6 separate regions of the Mus musculus genome follow, and regions 1, 2, 3, 4 and 6 are each linked to region 5. A link is a loop called in an ENCODE intact Hi-C map of the cell type or tissue named here. Cell type or tissue: left cerebral cortex. All regions are shown on one strand.

Evidence for each region. A loop is a pair of places that touch in the nucleus more often than their neighbours do. Peaks named below come from ENCODE experiments on the same cell type or tissue, not always from the same donor. Only the 100,000 strongest peaks of a DNase experiment are listed, where the experiment ranks them.
Region 1: it touches region 5 in a loop (2.2-fold over the local background); 3 of 42 quality-filtered maps call a loop at or near these places.
Region 2: a loop joins it to region 5, with 6 times the contacts of the local background. A loop is called at or near these places in 3 of 42 quality-filtered maps.
Region 3: a loop joins it to region 5, with 2.7 times the contacts of the local background. A loop is called at or near these places in 14 of 42 quality-filtered maps.
Region 4: it touches region 5 in a loop (2.4-fold over the local background); 8 of 42 quality-filtered maps call a loop at or near these places.
Region 6: a loop joins it to region 5, with 4 times the contacts of the local background. A loop is called at or near these places in 13 of 42 quality-filtered maps.

Annotation. Positions count from the first base shown.
Region 1 is chr19:4,307,606-4,311,605 of GRCm38, forward strand. No RefSeq gene overlaps it. Among named protein-coding and RNA genes, the nearest start is that of Grk2, 3.4 kb to the left of the region's middle. In left cerebral cortex, a CTCF peak has its summit at 2,474 (motif pointing left); a DNase peak (open chromatin) is centred at 2,435.
Region 2 is chr19:4,133,668-4,137,667 of GRCm38, forward strand. It overlaps Cabp4 (calcium binding protein 4), which reads right to left. Exons shown (of 6, transcript NM_144532.2): 4 at 3,440-3,549; 5 at 2,447-2,594; 6 at 1,756-2,348. The coding sequence ends at 2,320. Among named protein-coding and RNA genes, the nearest start is that of Cabp4, 3.9 kb to the right of the region's middle. In left cerebral cortex, CTCF peaks have their summits at 2,465 and 2,665; a DNase peak (open chromatin) is centred at 2,468.
Region 3 is chr19:4,214,168-4,218,167 of GRCm38, forward strand. Clcf1 (cardiotrophin-like cytokine factor 1) reads left to right here and starts at 71. Exons shown (of 3, transcript NM_019952.5): 1 at 71-333. The coding sequence starts at 318. It overlaps Gm45928 (predicted gene, 45928), which reads left to right and starts at 258. Exons shown (of 4, transcript NR_132309.2): 1 at 258-333. LOC102631992 (a long non-coding RNA gene) reads right to left here. Exons shown (of 4, transcript XR_003952884.1): 3 at 1-1,585. In left cerebral cortex, a CTCF peak has its summit at 2,382 (motif pointing left); DNase peaks (open chromatin) are centred at 199 and 2,355; H3K4me3 peaks cover 1,392 bases.
Region 4 is chr19:4,093,701-4,097,700 of GRCm38, forward strand. Cdk2ap2 (CDK2-associated protein 2) reads left to right here and starts at 3,651. Exons shown (of 4, transcript NM_026373.4): 1 at 3,651-3,807. The coding sequence starts at 3,726. In left cerebral cortex, CTCF peaks have their summits at 1,713 (motif pointing right), 3,629 and 3,830; DNase peaks (open chromatin) are centred at 1,281, 3,180, 3,512 and 3,917; H3K4me3 peaks cover 1,431 bases; H3K27ac peaks cover 1,633 bases.
Region 5 is chr19:4,017,173-4,021,172 of GRCm38, forward strand. No RefSeq gene overlaps it. Among named protein-coding and RNA genes, the nearest start is that of Ndufv1, 6.4 kb to the left of the region's middle. In left cerebral cortex, a CTCF peak has its summit at 2,206; a DNase peak (open chromatin) is centred at 2,231; H3K27ac peaks cover 350 bases.
Region 6 is chr19:4,226,066-4,230,065 of GRCm38, forward strand. All of the region lies in intron 1 of Gm45928 (predicted gene, 45928), which reads left to right. The region is part of intron 2 of LOC102631992 (a long non-coding RNA gene); the gene reads right to left. Among named protein-coding and RNA genes, the nearest start is that of Pold4, 3.8 kb to the right of the region's middle. In left cerebral cortex, a CTCF peak has its summit at 2,451 (motif pointing left); a DNase peak (open chromatin) is centred at 2,451.

The DNA of each region.
Region 1 (4,000 bases), 290 kb after region 5:
GTCTAGTGCCCCAGAGCTACCAAGAGTGAAAAGTCCTGTTTTTGTTTCTGGTTTTGGTTTTTCCAGACAAGGTTTCTCTGTGTAACCCTTGCTGCCCTGGAACTCACTCTGTAGACCAGGATGACTTTGAACTCAGAAATCTGCTTGCCTTTGTCTTCCAAGCGCTGGGGTCAAAGGTGTGTGCCACTATACCCACCTGAGACTGCCAAGTCTCCTTTGGTTTTGTTTGTTTGTTTGTTTGTTTTTTTTGAGACAGGGTTTCCTTGTGTATCCCTGTCTTGGAACAGGGTGTAGACCAGGCTGGCCTTGAACTTGAACTCAGAGATTAACTTGCTTCTGCCTCCCAAGTACTGAGATTAAAGGCATGAGCCACCACCACCTGTCAAAAGTGTAAAATCTTAAGGGGACATTTTGGACCCCAATTTTCTGCTGCCCAAGCCAGGTTCGGTTGAACAGTAACCTGTGCTTAGCTTTTTTGAAACAGAGTCTCACCATGTAGCCTTTGGTTAGTTTGAAACTTAACTATGTAAACCAGGCTAGCCTTGAACTTATAGAGATTTATACCACCCTAGTGGCCTAGGTGAACAGTCTCTCTCTCTCTCTCTCTCTCTCTCTCTCTCTCTCTCTCTCTCTCTCTCTCTCTCTCGTTTTTGAGACAGGGCTATGGAGCTGTGGCTGTGCAAGAATTCACTATGTAGACCAGGCTGGCCTCAAACTCACAGAGTTTGCCTGCCTCTGCCTCCTGAGTGCTGGGATTAAAGGCGTGCACTACCAGCGCCAGGCTGGCGAGTCTCTTAAACTGAAGCATGAATGGTAGAGTCCTGTTGCCCTCTTTAGCTTGGTTCCTGCCATCCCCTAAGAATCTCCTCTCTCTGTTAGTTCTTCACTTTGGGCTTCTGCTTTTCCATGGACCTGGAAGCCCCTTTATGTGCCTTCTTCCATAACCAATCCTGCTGTTCCTTTCAGACCCACGCCCTGATGCCCTGACCCCAACTGTATGCATGTTCCATTCTACATTTAACACTACCAGGCCATATTGCTTTCATTTAAAACCATCGTCAATCAAAACATTCATTGTTGTACATATAAATTGGGGGAAGGCAGCCATTACATCATAACATCTCTACACCTGAATGTCAGGCATGTTGATATATGAGGAGAGATACCCACTGACTTCCACTGTAATTGATGCTCCATGGTCATCTCTCTCTTTTTTTTGTTTTGTTTTTGGTTTTTGGTTTTTCGAGACATGGTTTCTCTGTGTAGCCCTGGCTGTCCTGGCACTCACTTTGTAGACCAGGCTGGCCTTGAACTCAGAAATCTGCCTGCCTCTGCCTCCCGAGTGCTGGGATTAAAGGCATGCGTCACCACGCCCGGCGGTCATCTCTCTCTTGTGTGCATATGAACATATGTGTTACAAGTATGTGTGCATATTCTGTGAGTATGAGTGCATGCATGCTATGTGCAGGTATGTGTCTGGTCAATCTTATATATAATTTTTCAGGATCCATCTATATACTCATTTTAATTAATTTTAAGATTATTATTATTATTAGTTAATTAGTTAGTTAGTTAGTTAGGTTTTTTTTTTCGAGACAGGGTTTCTCTGTATAGCCCTGGCTGTCCAGGAACTCACTTTGTAGACCAGGCTGGCCTCGAACTCAGAAATCCGGCTGCCTCTGCCTCCCGAGTGCTGGGATTAAAGGCATGTGCCACCATGCCTGCCTTCACGTACATGTTCTGAACACTTAACCACCGAGCCATCTCTCCAACCACCCAGTTCATTTATTTTGAGACAGAGTCTCTCAAGTGGGACATGAAGCCTCATAAATCCACCTATCTCCACCACCCCAGTGCTGGGACCGTAACTGTGTGTCACAGACCGGCTTTTTATGTGGGTATGAGGGACTGAAGTAAGATTGAAGGAAGCACTTAGCCAACTGAATCATCTCTCCATTGTTCCTGGCTCATTTCAGGCCTAGACTCAGACAAGCATTGATGTTTGATGAATGAATGAATGAGTGACCACACTCCTGAACACATGAAATGTGAAGCAGAAGAGGGCTAGCAGCTACAGCAGAAGCAGTGCCCCTGACCTTCACACAAGCACTGCCCTGACTCTCTGAGACTGGGCCTAAGAGCACAGCCCCACCCTGGCCTGGGTTTTCTGGAACAGTTCCTATTTAAAAAAAAAAAAAAAAAAAAATCTGCCTGAAGAACTTGTCAGAGCAGAGTCTGAGTGTGGGTTTGGAGATGCCAGCCATCCTTTCAGTACCTGGAAACCCAGATGGACCATCCCACCCACAGCCCCACCCACTGTCCCAGCCAGACCTTGTTCCCAGGGGCAGGTCTCCTGGGCATCCTTCATGGATTCTTGAGACCTGAGAAAGCAGTTTCAGTCTGCCAGGGGACCAGATAGTGTGAAGAGGCCTCTGGGCTGCTAAGGCTGGTCTTTGAGGTGGTGCTGCCACCTAGTGGTGTATAGGAGGAAGGTAAACTTGTAAACTTGACCTTTCAGGCCAGCTTCAATCATTTCCTTCTTCCTTTTCTTTTCTTTTTTCTTTTTTTTTTTTTTTTTTTAAAGATTTTTTTATTTATTATATGTAAGTACACTGTAGCTGTCTTCAGACACTCCAGAAGAGGGCATCAGATCTTGATCTTGTTACAGATGGTTGTGAGCCACCATGTGGTTGCTGGGATTTGAACTCCGGACCTTCGGAAGAGCAGTCGGGTGCTCTTTCCCACTGAGCCATCTCACCAGCCCTTCTTTTCTTTTCTCTTCTCTTCTCTTCTCTTCTCTTCTCTTCTCTTCTCTTCTCTTCTCTTCTCTTCTCTTCTCTTCTCTTCTCTTCTCTTCTTTCTTTTCTTTTCTCTTCTTTTCTTTTCTTTTTCTTTCTCTTTTTTTTTAGATTTTTATTTATTCATTATTATGAGTAAGTACACTGTAGCTGTCTTCAGACACACCAGAAGAGGGTGTCAGATTATGGGTGGTTATGAGCCACCATGTTGCTGGGATTTGAACTCAGAACCTTCGGAAGAGCAGTCAGTGTTCTTACCCCCTGAGCCATCTCACCAGCCCCTTTTCTTTTCTTTTCTTTTCTTTTCTTTTCTTTTCTTTTCTTCTCTTCTCTTCTCTTAATTTTTGGTTTTTCGAGACAGGGTTTCATAGCCCTGCCTGTCCTGGAACTCACTCTGTAGACCAGGCTAGCCTCGAACTCAGAAATCCGCCTGCCTCTGCCTCCCGAGTGCATTTCCTTCTTTCTACAAACCAAGTCCCATATCCAGATTGTGCTGGACTGGGCCAGGATGCTGGCAGTGCAAAGAGGAGAGGACCACCATTTCTGCTCACGGTGATGGTAAGTGCTGAAAACTTAGTCCACACTGAGCTCCTGATCCCACCACTGTAACCTGCTCCCTCCTCCCCTTGAAGTCTCCATCTTCTAAAACATGATGAGTCTTCTTCAACTCCTTACCTGTCTGATTCCCTTAGATGCACCAGCACCATCTGTGTGAAGCACAGTAGCCTCTTCTCAGGCTCCCTGTCTTTCTATTGTGGCTTTCACTGCTTAAACTCTACCTCGACTGGTCTAGGGCCTAGGATGACACTCATTTGCTTCCAGTGGCCTGTGAGACTTAAGAGCCCTGCCTGGCCTCTGCATCTCTCAGTTAGGTACCCTCCCTCCACATCTCTGCTCTTCAGCCTCTCTGTATCTTGAACAAAAAAATTTTTTTAAGATTTATTTATTATATGCAAGTACACTGTAGCTGTCTTCAGACACCCCAGAAGAGGGCATCAGATCTCGTTAAGGATGGTTGTGAGCCGCCATGTGGTGCTCTTAACCACTGAGCCATCTCTCCAGCCCACAAATGTGTTATATTATCTATCTCTCCAGCCTAAGCTGGGCTGTGCACCTTTCCTCCATATGGCAGGCTCTTGCTCAGCCTGTTCTTTTCTGAACCTTTATGTTCAGAGGGCAACTGTTCCCGTGTGTGCTGATCA
Region 2 (4,000 bases), 120 kb after region 5:
ACCCCAAGTCCTACTGTGGAAGGGGGAAGCTGAGTCCCCCAAATCACCCTCTGCCCTCCACATGTGTGCCATGGCAGGCAGCCACACTCACAAATAATAATTTGTTTTTACTTTTTTAAAGTTTTTTATTTTTTTAAGGGTAGGAGTCGCAAGAAGATCCCATTACAGATGGCTGTGAGCCTCCATGTGGGTGCTGGGATTTGAACTCAGGACCTCTGGAAGAGCAGTCAGTGCTCTTAACCACTGAGCCATCTCTCCAGCCCTGTTTTTGTTTAAGACAGAGTTTCACACGAGGAGGGAGGTGCAGACGCCTTTAATCCCAGCACTCAGGAGGCAAAGGCAAGGGAATCTCTGGATTCAAGGCCAGCCTGGGCTCCATAATGAGTTCCAGGATGGCCTTGAACACTGAGGCAGCCTGTCTCAAAAAAAAACAAAAAAACAAAAAAACAAAAAAAACAAAAACTCAAAAGCTTAAGCAAAGAGCTTCACTGTGTAGCTGACTGGCCTGGAACTTGCTATGTAGACCAGGTTGGCCTCAAACTCAGATCTACCTGCCTCTGGCTCCACGGGGCTGGCAATAAAGTGTGTGCCACCATCGCTTAAAAAGAATTTTTAAGTCAGATTTGAGTCTAATTCCATTCTTTGACCCAGTATACATCACTTAAAATTGTAACAAATGAGCTTTTTTTCTGTTGTTAAAATTACATTATTTATTTGAGAGTAGAGGTTCATACATGCAGCATCCTATGTGGCATGTCAGAGGACACCTGTGGGAATCAGTTCTCTCCCTCTGCATGTGGATCCCGGGGACTGACCGCAGGCCTTCACACTTGGCACCTTGCCTGCTGGGCCATCTTGCTGGCCTTTCTTTCCTTTTTTGGGGGGGCGGGGGGGCGGAGGTTGGTTGGTTGGTTTGTTTGTTTTTGGTGGTGCTGGCATTTGAGCCCAGGACCTTGCCAGTGCCTGGAGGCACTGTACCACTAAGTCACACTTCAACCCAGAGCTTGACACTGGTCACACTTCTCAAACACTGCTGGAAACCAAAACTCTAAATAGACACTATAAGCAGTATTTCTTTATCTTGAGACACACTGATAGGAGGCATAAAGATTTCCTTAGTGACTATGTTAGGTGGTACATGCCTTTAATGCCAGCATCTGCGGGGTGGAACAGGGGAAGGAGGGTCTCTGAATTCCAGGACAGCCTGGTCTACATAGGTTGTTCAAAACCGGCCAGAGCTACAAAGTGAGACACTGTCTCAGGAAAAAAACAAAACAAAACAAAAAAGCTGCTTTCCCAGCCTTCTCCTAGTTTCGATCAGAATTCTTCATTTGGATTATCGAATGCTATACTCTGCATCTGTAATCTTCCAGGCTAACCTTAAATGAAGTCCACAGGGGCGAGTACAGAAGGCCTGAGCCTTGGCTCCCCTTTGGGTCTCCTCTGTCTCTGCAGACTGACCAGTCACCTTCAGCACTGCCACTCTCTCAGGCTTAAGTTCTTCTCCATTGCTTTCCAGACTTTGGAATGTGAGCGGGTGACCCATGCCTTCCTTCCCCTCAGGTCTCTGTCCCCCGTGAGTGTTAGAAGGTGGGCACCCAACCCTCAGTCCGGGACTGAGTTCCCGCAAGCCAGCCCACCCCTGAGGCCTAACACACGAGCTCTCCATCCTCTCAGGGGTTTCGGAGTTGAACTTGTGCCCCTCTTGCCTAGGCCGTCTGTACAGAGATACTAGCACAAACCACCACATCCAGATTCAAGTTCACTTTTCATTTATTTATTTATTCAAGGGGGTGTGAACAGGGCATTAGCCTACCAAAGAGCAACTTTGTGAAGTTGGTTCTCTCATTCCACCACACAAACTTCAGGGATCAAATTCAGGCTTAGTGGCATAAACTTTTACCTACAAAGTCATTACCAGGCCCAAGTTCATTTTTCAAAAACAACCCTTTATACAAACAAGTAGTGGGAAGTGATCTAGCTACTCTCTCAATTCATCATGTCCTAGGAATTCCCCCAATGCACTATGCCTCATTCATTTGAATGCAGCCAGTTGTGGGGAACTCCCTACCTCTCCAGGATCTAAAGAGATTCAAATCATGTTCTCCAGTGAAAACTGTAACCAGCTTCAATTTTTTTTTTCTCTCCACAGCTTGGGGATGGGAGAAGACAGCACAGGCAGACTCTGGAGTTGGGTGTGGTGAGGGGGTGAACCAGCCTGGGGGAAGGGGGATTTCTCCATGCTGGGGAAGGGTGTGGTAGTCTGGTGTCTGCTGGTGTCTTGGCCTCCAGGGCCAGTAGGTTGTCCCTGAAGGTGCCTCAGCCTGTAGATAGCATCATTACAAACTCTGCAGGAGAGAGGGAAGGGAAAGGCCAATCCAGGTCAGGGATTGAAGGAGGTTCACGGTGCTAGAGGCATGGGAGAGGTGTCTGTAGGGTGACTCACCGTCAAAGTCTATGGTGCCATCCCCATTGAGGTCCATTTCTCGCAACATCTCATCCAGTTCAGTGCCCTCTAGTGGTTCCCCCAGCAGAGCTGGTGCTGCCTGCCGCAGCTCCGCCACCGTGATCCGTCCATCCCTGTCCTTGTCAAACTGTCCAAGTAGAGAGTCCAAGCATGGCTTTTACGCCACCTTATCTGCATATCTGCATACATATGGCTCTACTTGTTTTGCTTGCTTGCTTGCTTGCTTTCTCTCTTTCTCTCTCTCTTTCTCTCTCTCTTTCTTTCTCTCTTTCTCTCTCTCTTTCTTTCTTTCTTTCTTTCTTTCTTTCTTTCTTTCTTTCTTTCTTTCTTTCTTTCTTTCTTTCTTTCTTTCTTTCTTTCTTATTTAAAACAGAGTCTCACTATGTCATCCTGCCCAGGCTGGTTTCAAACTCACAAAGATTTTCTTGCCTCTGCCTCCCAAGTATTGGGATTAAAAGTGTGGACGACTATGCTCAGCCATCTTCAGAGTTAGTTGATGAGTTTGTATTGTTGAGACAGTGCCTCCTGCAGGCCAGGCTGTCCTCAAACTCAGCATAGCCTTCAACTCCTTACCCTCCTGCCTTCCCCACGCCCCAAACCCTGGATTACGTGTGTACACTACCATACCTGGCTTTCTTTGGTGCTGGGGATTGAACCCAGGGCTTTGTGCACACTAGCTATACATACACCTTATCAACCGAACTACATCCTATCGTGGTTCTATTCTCAACACTACCTGTTGCTATGCTGTTCCCCATAACCATCTGACCCTCCCCAACATTGAGAACCAACATTGTCTCCTTGGTGAGAAGTTTCCCTGACATGAAGACCTGAACTGGGAGTCAGCCAGGCCATCCCTACCTGACCCTGGACCCTAGTCTTGCCTCTCTGGGCCTCCTGAAGGCTGAGACTTTCTAGTAAGGATGTAAGTCTATGCTTGCCACCCATTTGTCATACCCTTGTACTTCTTACCTCTCGGAAGGCGATGCGTAGCTCCCGAACGCCCAGCATGTGAGCTGTCTCCTCCCTCAGCTTTGGGCTTATCAGCTCCACAAACTCTTCAAAATCCACAAAGCCTCCCACTGTGGACCCAGGCAGAGCATCACAATCGGTTTGATGGCAATGCCACACTCTTTGTCTTCCCACCTGGGCTCTGGATCTACAAAGGCACACCCAGTTCCTTGCTGTAGAGGGGTTTCTTGCATAGGGGTGAGGGTGGGTGATCAGGGACACTCCTGATCACCGTGAAGGCCAGGGGGCCAAAAAAGACCTGGCTTCAGAGCAGGCAGCCCAAGTTCAAATCCTGTTGCTCTGTGAGACCTTGGATGGCTTACCAACCCTCCTGCTCTCATCCTGGGATGGACCTGGAAGAAGCTACTCCATGGGACAGGGCTATGGCTGCCGGAAGTCAGGGCTGTAGAGCTGAGTGGGAAGCACTAAATAGCTTCCCAAAGGATTGCTACGGTCATCACCCCCAAAAACACCAATAGGCAGGTAACAGCTTTGGGTGGGGAAGAGATGACTGACCCTGAA
Region 3 (4,000 bases), 200 kb after region 5:
TTGCCTCACCTCACCACCCCCCCCCTCAGTGTTGTGGGAGGGAGAGGAGCCCCAGAAGCCCTCCCTTCCCTCCTCCCCCCTCTTCCCCCCACCCGGGGAGGGCTGCTACAATTTGTGGTTACAGCTTTACACGTCAGAAAAAAAAAAGTTTGCAGAATGTCCCACACCGAAAAAAAAATGCGAAACCGAGAGAAAAAAACCTGCGAGTGGGCCTGGCGGATGGGATTATTAAAGCTTCGCCGGAGCCGCGGCTCGCCCTCCCACTCCGCCAGCCTCTGGGAGAGGAGCCGCGCCCGGCCGGCCCGGCCCCCAGCCCCATGGACCTCCGAGCAGGTAGGAGCCAGGCGTCCGAGGCCGAGGCCTCCGCCCCCGCCCAGCACCAGTGAGATCCGGTTCCCGTCCTCCTCCCCACCCTCGGAGCCCCAAGCCCGGGCCGGGCCGGGGAGCAGAGCTCGGGCTGGGGAGGTACGGCCGGGCGCCCTCGAGAGGGGCCGGGTGGGGACGCGGCATTCCTGGAGTCCGCTTGGCGGAGCCAGGAGGTGGCTGAGAACGCGGCGGGGAGCCTGGACAACCCTCAGACCTGGACGGGCGGCCACCTGGAGCCGCGGCGAGGCGGGGTCCCAGGGAACCCGCGGACACAGAGCCCCGCGCCAGAATCGGGGCGAGCGAGTCCGAGGCGGGCAGCGAGGGTGTGGGGGGGGGGCCGCGGCGCAAGGGAGGAGGGGGCCAGGAGAGGAAGAGGGAGGGAGAGAGGCAGAGGGGGAGCCCGCGGCCGAGCAGCGGGAAGCGAGGGGGAGGCCGACACCTCGGGCCGCGCTGAACTCCTTCCTCGGCCCGCGGGGAGGGCAGGAGGGCGCGCGAGAGGAGGGCGGAGGGCAGAGCAAACCTAGCTGGGCCGGGCCGGGCCGGGCCGGGCCGCCACGGGACTCCGGTTACTACGCTGCGCGCGGCGTGGCCGGAGCCCTCCATGCTGCCCACCGCCTGGGAGCCAGAGGCAGGTAGGCGCGGCGGGGTGGCCGGGGCCCCGAGCCCGCGGTGGCCTGGGAGTGATTACTGCAGGAGGGTGTTGTGGGGGAGACGCAGCCTGGCCGGACCCAGCAGGAAAAAGTCCGTCAGCGGCCGGGAGCGCCGAGACTGCCGGCAGCCCCTCGAGCGGCTGCCTGGCTAGGCGGCCCGTGGCAGGAGGGCGGGCCAGGCAGGGAGTGGACGCGCCGGAGCGGGCAGCGGCTCAGCCGAGCCCCGAAGCCCAACGCCCGGACCCCGCCTCCGCCCCCGCCGCCGCCGGGAAGGGAGCGAACGGGGGGGCGGGGCCGGGGGCGCCGGGGCCACACAAGGGGAAGGCGCCATCGCCGCCGGGAGGGGTCCGAGATCGAGAGGTCACGGTCGAGAAGGTAGGGCCAGCGAACTGCCAACTTCCACCGCCCCAGTTCTTGGAGCTGATCCCCTCAAGCAAAGTCCGCGTAGCTTCTTCAAAGTCCCCACACCCATGTTCTCACCTACCTTTCTATTACACTGGGGTGCAGAAGGCTTTCCTCTAGGAGACCCCCAATCTCCGTGTTCTCCAGAGCCTAGGAGCAGGAAGAACCTGCCAAAAGAAAGGAGGGCAGACAGGAGGATGGATGTATATGGCAGCGGCAGACCGAATCTTAGAGAGAGACTAGAGGTGGGGAACATCATTCACACCTCTCTCTCACTTTCTTCTTCTTCTTCTTCTTCTTCTTCTTCTTCTTCTTCTTCTTCTTCTTCTTCTTCTTCTTCTTCTTCTTCTTCTTCCTCTCTTTCTTCTTTCTCTCTGTCTGTCTGTCTGTCTCTCTCTCTGAATCTGAGCAGGGAAATCTCTGGCTTTCATTGTCCCTGACAGGCATCTGTCTCAGTCCAGTCAGTACACACCACCATCCCGTTCGCCCCCCTCACCACCAGCCGAAAGTTCTGACTTCTCTTAACAGTCAAGGTGCACCCTTATAGCTCTAGTGTCCGGTAGCCACACTTCAAGGAAGAGGAACAACTAGAAATGGAAGCTGGTGTCCCTGGGCAACCTCAGAACTGTCTGCTGACTGGAGTAATGGGCTCCCGGCTGCACACCCAAGTGTCCAGTTCACACTTCTGCAAGCCAGCCCTACACACTAGCTACTGATTCCTGACACTTCACATTCCTCCCCATAATCCCACCTGCCTGTTCACACCCTGGCTCCTGCACTCTCTGCAGCCCCTCCCACACCCTCCTGTACATCCTTGACCACAACAGCCTTTCCAGTTCACCCGCACACTCGCTCTGGGCTATTTCCTTCGCTTCTTTTCCGGCGGCCTCAGAGGGCTGCTGACCAGAAAGCAGTGGCTTTCCTCTCATCTCCCTGAGAAACCCAGGGCCCTCTTGTGGCATAGTGGAGCAGCTTTTCCCTCAGCCTAAGCGCAGCTCCCGGACTCACTTCACAAGGAAAGACTTGCCTTGCCTGCTGCTTCTTTCCCCTGACACCGGTCCGTCCATCTTTTGGACTAGAAAGGAAGAGAAGGGGGGAAACAGGACTGTTTGAAAGGACACCAAGATGGAGCCCCATAGGATTCATCTGGGAGGAACCTTAGCACAGTGCAGTCTCCTATGGGAGCCACTGCTACCAGGTGGGTTCATGGTAGAGCTCGGTCTCCTGGCTTCCAGGCCCTACCTTCATTCCTCACCAGCCATGGGGAAGGGACCTGAGACTGCAGAAGTGAGGGTGGAAAGACTAGGTTTCCGTGGGCCTACATGGATCTCACCACTTTTAAACTACTCCCTTCAGTTCCCCTCAGTGTACTCCAAAGTCACCCAGATGCTAGTTCTGATATGGACTGAAGGTACGACCTTTCCTTCTGGCTCCATATTTAGCCTAGACTGTATAACTTCTGGGCCCAACATTAGGATTTACAGCTGTTAGCCCCTGGACCCAGATGAAGTCTACCCCATCTACCCTGGACATCTGCGCTGCTGAGCCCCCCACCCTTACTGAGGGTGGTCAGCCTGTGGGATGGGCCAGGAGCTGAGGGGAGGCTGCTGCCTGCCTATGTAGCATGTGGGGGTGGCCTTTGGACTTGCCACGGATAAGGCAGTGTGTGTGTGTTCATGAGGGGGGCCTGGTTTCCCAGGGCCCAGGGATCTGGATAGAATTAGGGGCTGGCCCTGGCAGGGGCCAGGATAGGGAGTGTAGGGGTGCTGCAGCAGGAAACGTGAGCTGCACTCATTAGCTCCTCACGTGCTCAGCCGGATTTATAAACACAAGGAGAGGGGATGTAAACAATCAGTGGGCAGCAGCCAGGGGGGGTGGTGCGGGGGACCAGGGCTGGGGGAGGGGGCCTGGGATGCAGCCTTATGGTGGGGTCCACCTGCATACATCATGAGCTAGAGAGAAAAACCGAGCTGGGGGTCTACCAAACCTACCCCTGGGCATGGTGAGTCCCCGGCTCAGTGCTCATACTGAGGTCAGGTGTTCTCTGTCCAGGCCTTCCAGCTTGGCTGCCTGAGATATGGGCACATATTGTCCAAGACCAGAGCTGTCATAGGACTATACTTCAACTCCCCTTTCACCTCTACTGGTCTCCACTTTGATTTCTACGACTGACTACCATGCTTCTTTCTGCTTCTCTTTAGAACTGGCCAGTAGGCTCCCCTTCTGTTCTCCTGTGTCCCCCCCCCCCCCAGCTTGCAGTGACATAGTTACCTCAGAACTGAAATATTCCTGGAAACACCGGACTCGTCTGGTTAATTTCATGAGCTGTTTTTCTGCCCAGATGACTTAGCTTTTGTTTATCCAAAGGCTTTTTCTCCCCTGTTGTCCCAGTGTAAGGAGCTATTCTCCCCAGAGATGTCCCACAGGGCCCAGAAAGGGAGGGAGAAACAAGTTTCACGCTAGGTTCCTGACTATATCTCCTGCTATGGGGCAGACAGAGCCTATCCAGGGTTCTGGATGACAAGGCTGCCTCCAGCAGGTCAAACAAAAAGGCCAGCCAAGCCTCCAGTTTCTGCTTTGGC
Region 4 (4,000 bases), 77 kb after region 5:
GGGTGGCTCACAACTGCCTGGAGCTCCAACTCCAGGGAGTGTGTCATCCTCTTAGGAACTCCTCAGGTACCTGCCCTGCCCTGCACATACCACTCAGACACACAGACATGCACATAATTAAAAATAGAACACTTTGTTTTAAAGTAAAGGAAAAGCAATGTCAGCTATTCACATAAAGTTACAGATGGCTGTTGACTATCAGCCTGTGAGGTGAACGTAGTCTGTGGGTCTCACTTCCTAGCCTTTGATCTGGAGGACGCCATACCGGAAGGTCCCCTAATTGCACAGAGAAGCCAGGTGACTCACACTGTGAGCCAAGCTTGAGAGGCAGAGGCAAGAGCGCTCCTGCGAGTTCTGCTTAGCTGGAGCTGTAGAGCAAAATCGCGTCTCAGAACCAAACCTACACAAACCCCAGGGGCTGGGCTGAGTGCTTAGTCTGCAAGCACTAAGATCTGAGTTTGAGTCCCTAGTTGAATACCGATGTAAAAAAAGCCAGGCATAGTTGAGTGATCCTGTGACCCCAAAATTTAGGGGGTAGAGTTGGGGCTCCCTGGCCAGCCAGGCTAGCTGAAATGTGAGTTTCTGGTTCAATGGCATACGCCAACTCAAGGCAGAGGGGCAAACAGCAGTAGATGAGAACACCGGATACTCTCTTCTCTGGTCTTCTCACTCCTCAGTCATTCACATGGACTTGCACCCACACATTCCCACACATGTAACACACACACACACACACACACACACACACACACACTGAGGCTGGGGAAGGGTTCCCCTGACAAACAGGCCAAGAGGCCTTTGCCAGCTTCCCCCGAGTGATCAGAGTCTGGTCTTTAGTAGGCAGGCTGCAGCTGTCTGCTCTAACCTCCTTCAGGACACACCCTGTTCCTCAGGGAGGATCCACTCTGGAAAGAAGAGGAACATCTAGATCGCTTCAGTGTGTTCAGCCCACTCTCACCTCCCCAGATGTTCAGAGCTGGATGCCGGTGTGTTCCCTTAAGCTCACATGTGCACCCCTACTTCCCCCTGTGGCTGAATCTGGAGGTAGGTCCCTAAGGAAAAAGTGAAAATTAAAGGTCAAAGGACAGGGCCCTTATGTAGAAACACTGTGTGAGGCCGGGAAGAAAGCCCACAGCAGGGACCCAGGACGCTGGTACTCCAACCTCAGACTTTTAGCCCCTAAGCTGTGCAAAAATAATCTCAATTTAAACTATTCAGTCCATGGTGTTTTGTTTCCTTTGGATATTACTCAACCCCAAGCAATGAACATATGGAGCAAGGGAGAAAGCAGGAAGGCTTAAGGCTGAAAGGAGGGGAACTGAGACATTCCTGAACGGAGTGTTTTACAGTAGCTCCTCTTCACACACTCCCACCCACCTACTGGAGTCTTTCCCACCATGCAGTCCTGCTGGCACACATGGGGGTTGTCTTGGGTGACCTGACCGGGGCACTTTTATTTTTGTTTATTTGGGATAGGCTGGTGTTGAGTTCTTGATCCTCCAGCCTCCTTGAGGTTACACACTCTCACCGCCATCCCAGGGCCTTAATTGTGAATTAGAGAATTCTAAAAAGGCATGATTAAATGCCAGGTTTTGTTTTTTTTGTTTGTTTGTTTGTTTTTTTGTTTTTAATTTGAGATTTGTTTGGGTTTTTTTTAAAGATTTATTTACTTTATATATCTTGAGAACACTGTAGCTGTCCTCAGACACACCAGAAGAGGGCACTGGATCCCACTACAGATGGTTGTGAGCCACCATGTGGTTGCTAGGAATTGAACTCAAAACTTTTGGAAGAGCAGTCAGTCTTAACCACTGAACTATCTCTTCAGCCTTTTGGTTTGTTTTTTAATAGTCTTTTAAAAGGAGATTTATGGGCTGGAGAGATGGCTCAGCGGTTAAGAGCACTGATTGCTCTTCCAGAGGTCCCGAGTTCAAATCCCAGCAACCACATGGTGGCTCACAACCATCTGTAACAAGACCTGATTCCCTCTCCTGGTGTCTGAAGACAGCTACAGTGTACTTACATATAATAAATAAAATAAGTCTTTAAAAAAAAAAACAGGGAGATTTATTTAGCTGGGAGTGGTAGTGCATGCCTTCAATCAAAGCATTCAGGAAGAAGAGAGAGGATCTCTGTGAGTTTAAGGCCAGCCTGGCCTACATATTGAGTTCCAGGTTAGCTAGAGCTAGATAGTGAGACCCTTTCTCAGAAAAAAAAAAAAAAAAAAAGTCTAGGGTGTTTTCTCTGACTGTACGTTTGTGTACTACCTGCTTGCTAGGTGCCCACTGAGAACAGAAAGAGATATTGGGCCCCCTGGAAATGCAGTTACAGATGGTTCTGAGGCACTTTATGTAAATGCTTAGAATTCTAACCTGGGTCCTCTGGAGGAGCAGCCTGTCCTCTTACCTGCTAAGCCATCTCTGCAGTCGCTTTTTTAAAAAGTGAGTTGAGGGCTAAAGCAGCAGTTCTGCAGACATATATGCAGACAAAACACTCGTATACATAAAATAGTTTTATTTTAATTTTAAAGTGAATTGATTTCAAGGAAATAGGAACTAGATGGCCAGACCCAGGTGGGAGTTTCATTAATGACGTCAGAACAATAATCAACCATGCTTCAACCCATATGGGGCTGGCTCTCATCTCTATTTCTCTACCCACTTCCAAGTTTACTTTCCAGGTATTACTGTCTTCATGTTTCATGAGAAAACGGAAACCTATTAGGGCAAGAAACTGGCGTGTGACTGTAATCCTTTAGCATTTCCGAGACAAGAGCATCAGGAATTCAAGGTCACCCTCCCCTACCCGGAGAGTTCGAGTTCTGACTGGGCTACTTGAGACCTTGTCTCAATCTCATCCCACCCGCCAAAAAGAGTCCAGGAGGAAACCATTAATGAGGTGTTGAGATTCCAGCCAAGGGTCTTGACCAGGGTCCTGACTTGACCTAACGCAATTCTTGATCTATGATGCTCTATCATTGTCTGTGGAGAGAGTAGGGGACTTAGGGTTCAGTGTCGAGCAGCGTCGTTGGCTGCCTTGGACCCACCTGCCTAGACCGAAGATTCAAACCAATCCAGAGAAGGAGCTTGGTAATGACTTTGGTGAGGGAACCGTTGCCATGGGAACAAATACAGGCCTGAGGCGCGCACATGCGCACAGCCGAAGGGGGGGGGACACGGAACCAGTGAAAGGTGACGTAAAACGCTCGGGGTAGGGCGGAGTGCTCACACTGTGGGAGCCGTGGCCTTGGGAGTTCTGAGCGGAGGGAAGTCGCGAAGCGGTGAGGACGAAGTGTGTTCGGCGGCCCGCCACACACCACCGGAGCAAACCGCGGGGACCAGACTGGCCCGCTGCCGAGGCCCCGCCTCTTGGACCTCGGGACTAATCGGATTGAAAGCGCGCCGGCCCCGGGCCCCGAACTCGCCAATTGAGGAGGACGACTGTCACCGCCCAATCCGGGGCAGACAGGTGCGAGGTCCGGAAGGTGGAGGCCAATCGGCAGCGGTTGCGCCCTGCGGGGGCAAGATTCAGCCAATGAGGAGGCTCGAGTGACAGCTGAGCGCGCCAATCGAGAGTGAGGACCGATCGTGCCCGCCCACCCTTCCGGCCGGAGCTCTATTTACCAGGGGCGTGCAGCTCGCTTGCCAATCAGAGTGCGGCTGAGCTGCCGGACAGCCAACCCCAGAGGAGCGGCCGGCTGGCGGCCGCCGCACTGAGGAGTTGGGATGTCCTACAAACCTATCGCGCCCGCCCCCAGCAGTACCCCGGGCTCCAGCACCCCCGGGCCAGGCACCCCGGTCCCTACAGGTGAGGCTCCAACTCCATCCTTGTTCGCCTTGTCCGGGCAGTCGAGGTCTTGGAGAGAAACCGCTCGAGTTTTGCAATCCGGGGCCTGCTAGACGAGCCTGGCTCAGCCTCAGTTTGCTGGCCTGAGAAGTGGGCGTGGTCACGTAGAGCTTGTAGGTGGAGCGCAGGGGGGAGGAGTGTGTCTCCGAAGTTG
Region 5 (4,000 bases):
GGGATGAAGGAGTGCCTGCCTGGGACTTCTCTTTAGGAAATACTTATTTAATACTATAACCGGTTTCCTATTTCAAAAATTAAAAATACTACTTTTCTTTCATTGTAAGTATACAAAATACTACAGAGACTAGAGGTGTTGTATTCCAAGGTCTGGTTATACATGCCTTTCATCTCTGCACTCAAGAGGTGGAGGGTAGAAGCAGGAGGATTAGGAGTTCAAGGTCATCCTAGCCAACACAGCAAGTTAGTTGGAGGCTGGTCTGTGCTGTATGAGACCCTGTCTCAGGAAGGAAGGAAGGAAGGAAGAAGGAAGGAAGGAAGGGAAAGAAAAATCAAGAAATGGTAGCAGTGTGTTTTCACTGCCTGATTTAATCCCTTTGGTTTCTTTGCACTCTGTTTTCCCGATTATTAAAAAAAAAAAAAAAAAAAAAAAAGACACTTTACAATAGCACATGAGTTCAATGATCAAAAAAATTTACCATTTGACAGAAGAAACTAAACTACTTGCCCATCATTCTGGAGCCAAATGCTTTTAAATCTGAAATTCTTGTGAGCGCCAGTAACTACGAAGCTTGCTAAAGCTTTCAGGTTTTGAGAATGGGTCAGGGCTGCCCAGCCTGACCTAAAACTCCCTGCAGAAACAAGGGGGCTCTGACTTCTCTCTCCTGTCTTTACCCTCTGAGTGCTAGGTTTCCAGCCATGCACCCTAACACCTAATTTTATGCAGACCCAGGGATTGAACCCAGGGCTTCATGCATGTTAGGCAGCCCTCCCTCCCCAGCCCCTGCCAACGGGCGAGAGGTCTTGAGCATGTTTAGGATCGTCCCAGGAGCACAGGTTTATCCTGAAGGGTGTTTGGTGACTGGCACCTGAGATGATGGAGTAACTTTCCTTCTTAATCTGTGCTTAATCACCTCGCTCCCGTTCCCATCAAGTAAACGATTGTTGCCTTAAGGGTGACACCTGGCGAAGCTGCTGAGAGCAGAATCTGAACTCAGTCAGGTTTAATCCTCTGCCCTTCTGTTGACATGCTCTGTGGTGCTTTGATCAAGTTCCTTGACCTCTCTGTGCCCAAGGTGTGGCTGCATTCATTAAACGTTTTCATCTGTAAAACTTTAGAACAGGAATTAACACAGTATATGTACAGACCTGTCTGCTGCGCCCTCCCTTCTTTCCTTTTTTTTTTCTTCTTTTTCTTTTTTTTTTTTTTTTTTTTTTTTTTTTTTTTTTGCTGTTTTGTGACAGGGTTTCTTGGGGCCCAGGCTGGCCTCAAACTTGATATGTAGCCCAGGATGACCCTGAACTCCTGATTTTCTGCCTTCTGAGTGCTGGGATTACAGGAATGCCTCCCCACACCTAGCGGGTTGTTTGTTTGTTTGTTTGCTTGCTTGTTTGTTTTAAGACAGGGTCTCACTATATCCTGGAACTCACTGGAGTGACAAGTGACTAGACAGGGTGGCCTCAAACTCAGAGATCTGCCTGCTTCTGCCTCCCAAGTGCTGGGATCTCACTCAGCTCTGGCTAAGTCATAGCTAAGTTTCATTTCCAGCCTAGATAATATGAATCAGACACAGATGGGACGCAACTGCAGGAGTCCAGCACACGGCTGAAACAAGCTCTTCCCCTGTGAAGGAAGTGGGCAGAGAGCCAGCACCCGGCCCACGGCCAGCCCAGTCCTGTGTGCTCACCTGCTGTGTGGCTTACTCTCTCTTTGTCTTCAAAGACTAAGCACTAGTGTCTTCTTCCTCTGGGAGAGCAGTCCCGTGCGTCCTTGACGGCTGTGTGGGATGGCAGATACAGGAGGTGTCTAGACACCCCTTGGAAGCTGTAACAAATGTGAACTGAATCGCCCTACTCCAAAGAATCCAGTTTTTAGAATGGCCTTGGTTTGTAACTCAGCAGTTCTCAACCTGTGGGTCATGACCCCCTTAGGAAGTTGAACAACCCTTGCACAGTGGTCGGATATCCTGCAGTCAGGCACTTAGGTTACAACTCACAGTAATAGCAAAGTCACAGTTACGAAGTGGCAATGAAATAATACAGTGGTTGGGGTCACCACAACATGAAGAACTGTATGTATTGAAGAGTCTCAGCATTGGGAAGGTTGAGAACCACTGAGCGTGAGAAAAAGAAAATAGCCTGCCCGGCTCTTCTCTGTGGCCAGACACAGACTGAGCCGCTCAGCTCCTCTGCATCTTCGCCTCTGGAGGTCACTGTTTACCGCCTAAAGGCGATTTCTTCCCATGGCAAACTCTAAAAGCTAGGAGGAGGAGCCTCAGTTGTTGGCACTGGGTCATGAGGCCCTGGCTAGTATTTAAAGCCCTTTTTCTTGCACGATTTTGTCTATGAGCCCTGGAGTCAGCCAATATTTCAGATGCTCAGGAATTTAACTGTGATGACTATTGCACGTAGATGTGGCTTTCCAAGCCTACAGTCAGTGCAAACTCTACCTAAGGCTCACCATAACTTCTCATAGAACTGAGAATTTGATAGTAAAATGCGTATGGAACAACAAAGAGCCAAGAACGGCCAAGATGTTTCTTTTCCAACGCTGAAGGGGGAACCCAGGGCCTGGTGCATGCTATACAAGCCTTCTATCACTGATCTATGCCCCTAGTCCCTCCATGGTGGCTCCTCTGTGTACCACTGAGTCAAGCCTCCAGTGATAGCCAGGCTGACCTTGAATATGGAGTTTTGGGATACCTGCCTTTCAGAGAGCCACGTAATCAGGCAGCTAGAGCAGCTGAGAGACAGAGAGGCAGTGGTCCTGACAGATGGGGATTCATTTTATTTTAGTTTTTTATTTGTGTGGGTGTTTAGCCTGTATGTATGTATGTATGTATGTATGTCTACCACACACATTCCTGGTGCCCGTGGAGGCCAGAAGAAAACATTAGATCCCCTGGGACTGAAGTTACAGATGGTTCTGAGCCACTATGTGCATACTGGGAATAGAACCGCAGTCCTCAGACAGTGCTCTTAACTGCTGAGCCAGCCCTCCAGCCTCGAGACTGTGTTATTTATTTATTTATTTTTCTCGAGACAGGGTTTCTCTGTGTAGCCCTGGCTGTCCTGGAACTCACTTTGTAGACCAAGCTGGCCTTGAACTCAGAAATCCACCTGCCTCTGCCTCCCGAGTGCTGGGATTAAAGGCACGCGTCACCACCGCCCGGTGGAGACTGTTATTTTTAATTGTAATTTTCTAAATGCCTGTGGCCTCAGCCTTGCCTTCTGTATTGGGAGTCCCTTCCCCCCCCACCCCCAGACTAAGGTATAGCACCATGTCAAACACATGAAATCAAAACAGATGAGATCACTCACTGGGTAAAGGCACCCACTGCCAAGCCCAAGACCTGACTCCAATCCCTAAAACTCACTTACTTGGAGGGGCTATCCTTTTCATGTAGCCCAGGCTGGCCTCACACTCACTGTGTAGCTGGAGACGACTTTGAGGCTCTTGCTGCTTACCCCTTCAGACCACTGGGATGGCAAACGGGTACCCACACTTGAACTTATGTGGTACTGGGAAGCCAGAGTCTCGTGCACACTAGGCAAGGACTCTGTCACACCCTAGCCCGCAATGTCATTCTTCACCCTGACCTTGAAACAGGTTCTCATCATGTGCCCTGAATGAGGTCTTGGATTGACAGATATCTGTTCTGCCTCCCCAATGCAACACCACACCTGGCTTGGGTGCTAGCTATTTATTTATTTATTTATGGCTTTTGGGGTTTTTGTTGTTGTTGTTGTTTTAGTTTTTTTGGTTTTTTGTTGTTGTTGTGTTTGTTTGTTGGTTGGTTGGTTGGTTGGTTGGTTGATTTTTTGAGACAGGGTTTCTCTGTATAGCCCTGGCTGTCCTGGAACTCACTCTGTAGACCAGGCTGGCCTCTGAGGAGAACAATGGCTTCCCTTTGGTTCTGGCCTGAAAGGGTCAGAGCAGTTAACTGGAGGAAAGTTCAGGGGTCATCCCTCCTGAAAGGGAGGGATGTCCTAACATG
Region 6 (4,000 bases), 210 kb after region 5:
CAGGTGGTTGCTGCCAAACCAAATATGAGTTACTTACATGGTAGGAGGAGAGAACCAATAAATATTAGGAAAGGTAGGGAGTCAAGCAGGCAGACCCATCAAATGAAAGTGTAAGACAGAAGGCAGTAGGGAGGAAGCAGTGTGTCTCCCTATTGATGTGTGTGAGTATCTGCTCATGGCAAGTGCTCAGCACATCTTTTGCATAAAGGCACAGGGTGAGATTCAGTACTGTTCTCAGAGGACAGGAAGGTTTTAGATAGGCAGAGATGGGTCAGGGCACAGGTGAATCTCCTTTTCAGTCAGACGGTATTTGGGGGGCAGGCTCCAGGATTGCTCAGCCACACATCCAGATAATGTTTTAGCATAATGCCTGACACAGTGAAATCCTTGGTAGTTTGATTTAAAGTGATGCAAAGACTGTCCAAGGGGGCTGGTGAGATGACTCAGCGGTTAAGAGCGTCAACTGCTCTTCCAAAGGTTCTGAGTTCAAATCCCAGCAACCACATGGTGGCTCACAACCATCCGTAACGAAATCTGATGCCGTCTTCTGGAGTGTCTGAAGACAGCTACAGTGTACTTACATATAATAAAGAAATAAATATTAAAAAAAAAGACTGTCCAAAAGGAGAGTTTTGAGAGGTTTAGAAGCTGAGAGCAGCTGACCCGGAATCTCAAGCTCTGGAGAACTGAGAGGAGAAAACAGGAAACACACAAGCTTGGGCAGTTAGGAACCACAGGCAACTGCTTTGTGTTTGGGTATAGGGAGCTATGTAGACCAGGCTCACTTAAAACCCACAGTGATCCTCCTGCTTCAGTGTCCTATGTGCCGGTATTATGTGTACGTCACCATGCACACCCCACAGGAGCCTGTGACATAGCAGGTGAGAGGCAGACACCACATGGTGAGTCCAAGAAAGACACGGTGTGAGGCGAGAAGTGAAGATGTGTCCTGTGTGCTGTGGCAAAGGCGGGGTCAAGGGAGGCTTAGCATTTGTCTGTTTTAAACAGAAGGGATCTAAGCGTGTTATTGCCAAGTGTGGAGGTGGAAGCCGAAGAGTGGAGGGTTTGGGGTACTGAAGAGATAAAGAGAGAATCCAAAAGCTGGCTGGGCAGACACAGGGAAGGCCAGGTGGTTGCTGACACATCTTCCGTATGGATCCCATTGGTGGCATTTCTTAGCAACCCAGGACAGACATTCCCACCAGATGCTCTGTAGGACACACAGACATTCCCACCAGATGCGCTGTAGGACAAAGTGCTGACACTCCAGTCACCGTGGTGGGGAATAACTAGTGGGTATGTCAAAAACCCAAGCGGTGCTGCACTTCTGTAAGCCCAATACTTGGGAGATGAAGGCAAGAAGATCAGGAGTTCAAGGCCAGCCTTGGTTTACATAGTAAGTTCTAAGTCTTGAGATAGTCAAGAGACTGTCTCAAAAACACAAATCAGAAATGAAAAAGAAAAAGGCTAGAGCCCTGAAGTGCTCTCTGAGCCCGTTCTCACCTGTGGCTGCCCTGTAAGGCCCCGCCCTCACTTTCTGTGAATTCGGTGCTCCACACATGAAGCAGCTCTTCAATCCATTTCCTGCCATTGTTCCTCCTAGTGTCTACTCTGCTTGTAGTGTGTGGCACAATGGCTCCCAACTGCTCAACAATCGCTTTCTATGACCTAGGGTCCCCCACCTCTTGACTTTGCTTGTCTTGCTGATCCTCAGTATTGGAGAATGCCCTCTCGTCACTCAGCCTCAGCCACTTGCCTAGGTCTCCAGAAGTCCTGTGTCCTTAGGGAGAAAGGAGAGAGAATAGAGATGAGAGGGGCTGACTTCCCCCTTGTCCTCCCCAGAGAGCTCAGTGTATTAGAAACCTGCACCTAGGAGAGAAGGCAGCTCCCTGGAGGTGAGATCCAGTTCTGAGGAGGCTCTAAATCGAGGCAAATCACCATACCTCACCAGAGAATGAGGAAGCAGCGGGGACTCAGGGACCCTCTCAGCAGCAAGGGAACTCACTCAAACACTCATCTTACACAAGCACATTCACCAGTCACCACGGCCACAGCCGGCAAAATGGGGAGGCACAGGGCGGGTCTTTGCTTCCCTTAGCCTAGAGCACACAGGCTAGCGATTCAGGGGAGACGGCACAGTCTGATGGCAGTCCCTCTGAGTCCTCCCTTCTAGGGAGCCTTAATTGTCCCTGCCTTTGTCCTCTCCATTCCTGAGCTCCCTGACTCAGGCTGGTACCCAAATTTCCTAGAGGGAAAAACACTTGCCAGCAGACTAGTACCAATGACACAGAGGAGGTGACTGTGACAGAGCTGTGGATCTGACCCTTCAGGGTCCCTAGCCTGGCCAGTTCAGAGAGAACTTGGAGGTACCTCCCCAACTTGCCTCCAGGATATGGCTCTATGGACTAACTAGGACCTCTTTCCTGCTGGATAAAGTCTGACACCTGGTGGCCAGAGTGAGGAATGACCAGCAGGGCACTTTGCAAATCTCCAGAACTTCTGAACTGTTGGTCCCAGTGAAAGGGGAGCTGACTAGCGGAGCTGGTGGGGAAAGTTCCTAGGCAAGGCAGAATAGACACTAGGGACCCAGAGAAACCTTCCTATTTTTTCACCCTTTAAATCCAGGAAACTCAGAACCTACTAGGCTAAGGTGCTGGGTCTGAGAGGGAAGAGAGGGGCTAGGAGGAGACCCTGAAGGAATATGGCAAAAATGAAGGCTGGGGAAAAGATGAAGGCTGGATGGGCAAGATGTTTTGGGGTGTCCACCTGGGTGCACAAAATCCCCTAAACTGGACTGAATTTCAGCTCAGAATGAGTAGCAGGGCCTGAGTGGGGGAGTTGCTAAGGAGAGAGAAAGAAATGGGAGAGACCTCACATCCCATTGAACTCATGCAGCTGCTGCCCTCCCTCACTTTTACCTGCCCCATCTTTTCAGCTCTAACTGGCTCTGTCCATATGACCCATCTCAAACTGAAGGCGAGGGACTTTCAGGATGTATATTTGTGAAGAGTGCTGACCCCACCCAGAACTGTCACACTGAGTAAAGCTAAGATGAACCTGCTCCCACAGGAGCCGCGCGCAGTGAGTCTCAGCCCCAGGGAGTCCCAGGTCTAGGTTTCTGTTCAGGTTGTTTGTTCTCCTGGTCTTCACAGGACTTTGACCTTGAACCTAATAAGGCTTAGGGTATTTGCAAAGTATAAGTTAACTCCATCCACTTCTATCACCAGCTTCTGGAATCAGTGCTGACCAAAGACACTTCGTATACAAGACAGAATTGAGCCACTAACTTAGACCACCAGTTTGGTCTCCACTCTGAGAACTCTGCATCAAGCAAAGTGTTCTAGGCAGGAAGGAAAATGATGAGGTTAGAGAAGAAAGTAGGAAAACACCCAAAGATAGGAGACCAAGTCAGTGCCCTAACCACCTTAGAGACACGTCGGATACTGAGCAGCCAGGATGATCCATCTTATTGCTCACCTGGAGAGGACAGCATGCTTCCTAGGGAGAGCTCCACCCCCACACACCTCCCCCACCAGAAGGCTAGTGCTAGGGTCCCTGCACTGAAGCAGAGCACTCCAGATCCCTTAGGGGCTGAGGGAACCTAAAGCCCCTGGGAGGTATCTTTCCAGTCAGTGTTGGAGAAGCTACCTGGACCTGAGCCAGGCAGATCTGGGGTGGGGGCTGAAGGGAGGGCAGGTAGGGATGGCTCAGCCAAGATCCACAGAGCAGGTCAGGGTGTCAGGAGCTGCCAAAGGAGACAAGCGACTAGGCGCAGGCAGTGGAGGGAGCTGCTGTGGCCGCCCAGCGGCACACCCCATTTCACGCTCCCTGGGCGGTGGCAGGCCCCACGGCTATCAGCTTTCAGGGGTGGGAGGGACCAGGAATGAGGAGGGGTCTGCCCCACCCAGGCTTCCCTGCTCCCTCAGGGCTTTGTGGACTCAGGAAGTGGGTGCCACATACCTTTGGGAACAGCCCCAGAATATCTGAGGCCTTCTTAGGG